Linked DNA regions of Homo sapiens: region 1 is linked to region 2. A link is a contact called in ENCODE Hi-C or POLR2A ChIA-PET data. All regions are on one chromosome and are shown on one strand. Each heading gives the region's core, a stretch centred on a gene start or an enhancer-like site at or near the end of the contact. The rest is flanking DNA. Distances are from core to core; before and after follow the strand shown.

Region 1 (2,901 bases), core at 141-2,640, 220 kb before region 2:
CTGGAAGGGACAGCACAGACTCTAATACAATTCTCTGTATTAGGAATGGGAAAACTGAGGCTCAGAGAGGTGCCACCCAGGAAGGGGGTGACCTCAGTACTGGAATCTTTCCAACATGGCTGTGTGCTTTGCTTGAAGTGAGCCCTGCTCTGGGAGAAGGGCCCGAGGTGGCAGGCCGAGCCTTGATATGAAAGTATAAACCATTTTCCCCCACCTCCCAAGCAGAGGTGGATGGGAGGGGGTGAGGAATGCTGAGGAGGCCTCCAGCCGGCCTCACACAGGTAACAGCAGCAGTAGTGACCCATTTGAGCCCCCATGGTGTGCCAGATGCTGGTCCCAGGACTTTGGGTCTGTTATCACTGAAACCACACACAAAATGAGCGACAGGGGCACTGTGGTTTTGTCAGAGATGCTTGCTCTCATTTGCACAGAAAGGAGTTCATGCAAGTCTTTTTATTATTATTACATGTCACCGCAACAGGGTATTGCAGTGGGGGAAAGAGACTGGACTCAACTCCCCACTTATGCAAGTCTTAATCCAAGTGGAATCTCTTCTCTGGATTTCTAGAGTGGCAGGTGAGGGGGCGGGAAGCCTCTTCTCCATAATGGCAGTGGTTCTCACACTTCAGCGTGTGCCCGATTCTCTTGGTGGGAAAAGGGGGAAGTGTTCAAAATGCACATTCCAGGGCCCTACCCTGAGAGCTTGATGCTGTAGATTTTGCACAGGGCCTCCAAGACCAAATTCTCTTTTTTAGAGACAGAGTCTTGCTCTGTCGCCCAGGGTGAAGTGCAGTGGTGTGATCATAGCTCACTACAGCCTCCAACTCCTGGGCTCAAGTGATCCTCAAGCCTCAGCCTCCCAAGTAGCTAGGACTACAGAAGTGCATCATTACACCTGTCTAATTTTTATTGTTATTATTGTATTTTTGTAGAGACAAGGTCTTGCTGTGTTGCCCAGGCTGGTCTTAAAGTCCTGGCCTCAAGCCCTGCCCGCCTCAGCCTCTCAAAGCGCTGGAATTACAGGTGAGAGCCACCACGCCCAGCCGGAGCCTGCATTCTTAAATGTCCCTGGATGACTACGACGCAGGTTGGTCCAAAGACCCCTCTCTGGGAAGCACTGAAGACAGTGTGGTTGATTTTCACATTGGGATCCTGACAAAGTAACCTGTACTAAAGTTAACACAGTAGATATGAGGCTTACACTGAGAAAGGGTCGCAAATAAAGGGAGGTGACATCAGAATCCTATTACGTACCGACATTCCCCCCATAAAGCCACAGATTTGTAATTCATTCATTCCTTTGCAGATTCCGGGACCTCACAACCGACCTTACGGCATTCGCCCAGTAGATGGCGCTAGCTCATTTTAAACCCCGTTTGTAGACGGTGCCTGAAAGCTCAAGACAGAGGGAGCAGCAGATGCAGAGAAAGGGCAAGACAGAGCCCATTATGAGAGAGGACAGCCACAAACAGAAATGGTCAACACTAAGCAGCTGTCCCGAAATGACGCAGAGGAAACTTAAACCCTCTTAGGGTGTAGTGTGTAATCTGGTGTGTTGGCCCGACTGCCACATTGGCTTTCAAAATCCCTGCTGCCTCCCAAGCCTGGGTTCTGGCTGCGGCTCGGAGTTTGGGAGCTTAGATCTAGGACAGCGCCATAACCAGTAATGACCACAAGATGGCGCTGCTGCACTCAGGGACAAGATGCCTGAGAAAAATCTCAATCTCATAAAACCATCTAAAGGATAAAGAGTGTGGCTTAAAATAGGATCGTGGAGGGAGATGAGAGGCAGAAAGAGAACTGCTGATTAGACTTGCACCCTGTCTCTCAAGTTCATGTTTACGATATTAGTACTAATGCTGCTGCTGCTGCCACTGGTGGCTGCTGTTTACTCAGGGGCTACGGAGTGCCAGGCACTGTGATAAGCACTTTCCGTGCATGGTTTCATTCAAAGTTCATCAAAGCCCTAGCAGGGGAGTCCTACGATGTCTCCACTTCTGAGAGGAAGCATTATTTGGGGAACTAGAGACTGAGACGTCTTGTGCTTTCTCAAAAGAAATGGGGACAGTAATCTAATTCTGAGCACACTGACAATAGACAGTGGGGCTTCCACGAATAAAAGGCTGAAACAGCCTGGACAACATAGCGAGAGCCCCCTCTCTACAAAAATGTAAAAAGCCAGCTGGGCATGGTGGTGTGCACCTGCAGTCCCAACTACTGAGGAGGCTGAGGCGGGAGGTTTGTGCCAGGCACTGATCAAGGTGGTAAGGAAAGACAATTAAAGGGACTAGGGGAGGTCCTGAGGAGCCCACGATAAGCCATGCAGCCAGGGGATCAGTGCTGTGGAGAAAATGAAGCGCACAGGAGTCTATATGTGCCTGTAGGTGTGTTTGAGATGATGGCAGAAGTAAACTGGAGCTGGCATCCATGGCTCACAAGAGCCCATTATTAAATTTTCAGGAATTTTGCGAGTCAGTTCTTGGATGGATCTATTATTGAATTATTAAGCTAACAAAGTATATAAACTTACAAATTATATAAACTTAAAATGAAATTATACTTAAAATAAAGGTAACAAATACTCGCAACTCATTACTTCCTAATTATTTTATATTTTACCATTTTCTGTGCCAAAGGTAAGCAAACTGTTTCTGGGAAGGGCCATTTAATGACTGCGTGAGCCATAAGGGTTCAGTCAAAACTATTTGACTCAGCCATTGTAGCACAAAAGCATTGATAATATAGACTGAGCATCTCTAATCTGAAAAATCTTAAATGCTCCCTAATCCAAATATCTGAAATGCTCCAAAATCCAAAACTTCTTGAGCACCAACATGACACTCAAAGGAAATGCTCATTGGGGCATTTTGGATTTTGGATTTCTGGGTTAGGGCTGCTCAT
Region 2 (3,120 bases), core at 249-2,748:
TTTGTACCTTAGTTTCCTCCTCTGTATGATGGGCAAATAATAATATCTGCCTTGTGGAGTTGCTGGGAGCATTAAATTAGCTCACATTTGTAAAGCGCTTGGAAAACAATACCTAGTTCCTTAGAAGCACCATATAAATGCTTGTTAAATAAATAAAAATGAAGGTGAATATAAAGTACATAAAGACACACTTGTAATGTAAAAGAAGGATGACCATCTCAAGAAAAAGAAGGATGACTGTTTCTAAACATCTTTAGCATTCGTTGGTTTTAACATATAGGAGGGTGTGAACACATGTGGGGATTTTTTTCTTCCTCCATCAGGCATAGGCCAGACTTACATGAGGATCTGATGTGTTCTAATATTATTTGAACAAACACAAAAGTATCAGTATGGGGAGATGAGGTTAAGCCCAAGAGTTCTGGAAAAGGTTGGGCCTCCTCCAAAAATGGGAAAGCTGGATTGGCAGGAGAGGTCACCTATAGTATCAAGGTCAAAAGAGTGTTCAGGGCCAGGCACAGTGGCTCATTCCTGTAATCCCAGCACTTTGGGAGGCCAAGGCAGGAGGATCACTTGAGCCCAGGGGTTCAAGACCAGCCTGGGAATCATAGCAAGACCTGTCTACAAAAAATTTAAAAATTAGCCTGGCATGGTGGCATGCAACTGTAGTCCCAGCTACTCAGGAGGCTGAGGCAGGAGGATTGCTTGAGCTCAGGAATGGGAGGCTGCCGTCAGCTGGGATGGTGCCATTGCACTCCAGCCTGAACAACAGAGCAAGACCCTGTCTCAAAAAGAGAAAAGGAAAAAAAAGAGAAGAGAAAAGAGAGGAGAGGAGAGGAGAGGAGAGGAGAGGAGAGGAGAGGAGAGGAGAGGAGAGGAGAGGAGAGGAGAGAAGAGAAGAGAAGAGAAGAGAAGAGAAGAGAAGAGAAGAGAAGAGAAGAGAAGAGAAGAGAAGAGAAAAGAAAAGAAAGCATTCAGCAAAGGCCTCCAACATGATCCATTTGCCCGCTGCCTTTATAGGGGAGCGTGAACTACCCAGACTTGGGCCACCACCTCTGGAGGGATGAACCCTCGGGGCGGCTCCACTAATTACAGGTTGGAACTAGCAAGGCACAGCCCTGTCTTAATGGTGCCCCCGACCAGGCTGACTAGAGTGGGCTGCAAGTGCCAGCTGCCCAGAGCTTCCACCGTGCAGCACCTCAGGGCATGCTGGGCTATAGAAAAGCAAAACCAAACAAAACCCATGAGGAAGGCGTGGGCTTAAAAAGCTCTTTTTCACCACCAGTGAAGTTTAATGCTTAAAAAGGAAGTCAAGAAACTCGACTGGTGCTTGCGTCTGAGGGACTGGCGCGAGGAAACTCATTTCCGTATTCTCTCTACTTTCGTGTCTGTCTGAAATGTTCTATGAGAAATAGTATTAAAAAGGGGAACTTAGTCTAAAGAACAGGGGCTTGAGTTTAAACCATCTTGGGAGAAGCAGCCAGGCCCAAGGCTCACCAAGAGTCACCGCGCAACGAGGAAGATCTGAGTGCTGGGGTCGGAGAGGACATTAGGTTTCCTTTAGGCACAGTGAGGTCACAGCAAAATAGGAAGACCAAATGGTGTGCCGCACTGACCATGTGCCAGATGCCCTCCCAAGCGCCCCATGTTTATAACTCATTTAATCGTCACAACAACCATGAGGCAGACGTTGCTACTTCCCCATTCTACAAACAAGGAAACTGAGGCAGACAGTAGTTAAGAAATATGAGGCCAGGCATGGTGGCTCACGCCTGTAATCCCAGCACTTTGGGAGGCTGAGGCAGGTGGATCCCTTGACGTCAGGAGTTTGAGACCAGCCTGGCCAACATGGTGAAACCCCATCTCTACCAAAAATACAAAAATTAGCCGGGCATGATGGCGGGCGCTGGTAATCCCAGCTAATCGGGAAGCTGAGGTGGAAGAACTCTCTTGAACCCAGGAGGTGGAGGTTGCAGTGAACCGAGATCACACCACTGCTCTCCAACCTGGGCAACAGAGCAAGACTCTGTCAAAAAAAAAAAAAAAAAAAAAAAAGCAGAAGAAAAGAAAAGAAAAGAAACTTGAACAAGTAGCTAACAAGTGGCAGCACTGGGATTTCAACCCAGCCTACCTGGGCATGAGGCTGAGCTCTAGCCACCCTGCTGAGCTGCTGCTTCATTTCAGCCAAGAACAGATCTCAGCCCAGTGGGGTCAGATGCAGAAACAATGGCAAAACAATGGATTAAAGCTATAGCCTCAACAGCATAGCTTTGGCATGGGCTTATTTGCAAGGGCAGACAAGCTGATAACTACCGTTACCTGCTGTTAGGGTATGTGACCTGTCATTCTAAACTTGCAGTCTCAGTCCCAGTTATTTAAGTTAACTTGAAATCAGCATTTAAATCTTTAAGAAATACTGGTTCCTCTATTAGATATGTAAGTTGAATGAACTGAGCAATAAACAAAATACTGAAGGGTGTAAGTTTTCCTTTCCATGTATGAATGTGGCCTGGACATTAAGGAATCCCATCAGTACCAGGCCACCAGCCATTCCCGTTTCATTTGCTGTCCACCCAAATCAGCCACACCTGCCCTGAGGACATCTGCACTAGGGCAGTGATCCCCAACCTTTTTGGCACCAGGGACCGGTTTTATGGAAGACAATTTTTCCATGGATGGGGGCAAAGGGAGAGGGGTCGGCAGACGGTTTCGGGATGAAACTGTTCCACCTCAGATCATGAGGCATTTGATAGATTTCCATAAGGAGCACACAACCTGGATCCCTTGTATGCACAGTTCACGATAGGGTTTGCACTTCTGTGAGAATCTAATACCACTGCTGATTTTGACAGGAGGCAGAGCTCAGACGCTCACCTCCTGTAGTGCTGCCCAGTTCCTAATAGGCCACAGACCTGTACCCACCCTTGGCCCAGGGTTTGGGGATCCCTGCTCTAGGGAACTCTTTGGGATTCCATTTACTGATTCAACTCTGGACTTAGGTCCATGATACATCCCAGCTGTAGAAGCAGAGGGAAGTCCAGAGGTAAAGCATCTCTCCTTAGTGACCCACACCTTCTTTCAGATCCATCAAGATATATGCAAACTGCAGAGCAATTTTTC

The links. A loop is a pair of places that touch in the nucleus more often than their neighbours do. ChIA-PET counts read pairs that join two places held with the same protein, here RNA polymerase II (POLR2A). Pooled maps may share reads with other maps.
Region 1: a map of IMR-90 shows a loop between it and region 2 (6-fold over the local background). The contact joins the promoter of LINC02168 here to the enhancer-like site in region 2. A Hi-C loop is called at or near these places in 14 of 168 maps with a recorded cell type or tissue (Calu3, IMR-90, endothelial cell of umbilical vein and 5 more), 5 of 37 single-sample maps with no recorded cell type and 26 of 50 pooled maps. POLR2A ChIA-PET finds 5 or more read pairs at or near these places in 1 of 52 experiments (activated T-cell).

Annotation. Positions count from the first base shown.
Region 1 is chr16:50,805,161-50,808,061 of GRCh38, reverse strand. LINC02168 (long intergenic non-protein coding RNA 2168) reads right to left here and starts at 1,390. Exons shown (of 2, transcript NR_146573.1): 1 at 1,255-1,390; 2 at 433-644.
Region 2 is chr16:50,587,534-50,590,653 of GRCh38, reverse strand. All of the region lies in intron 3 of NKD1 (NKD inhibitor of Wnt signaling pathway 1), which reads right to left. Among named protein-coding and RNA genes, the nearest start is that of NKD1-AS1, 25 kb to the left of the region's middle. RefSeq lists an enhancer at 1,962-2,547. Within about 2 kb of position 1,498, at least 9 of the 41 ENCODE cell types and tissues checked have a DNase peak (open chromatin) inside an H3K27ac peak, as active enhancers do.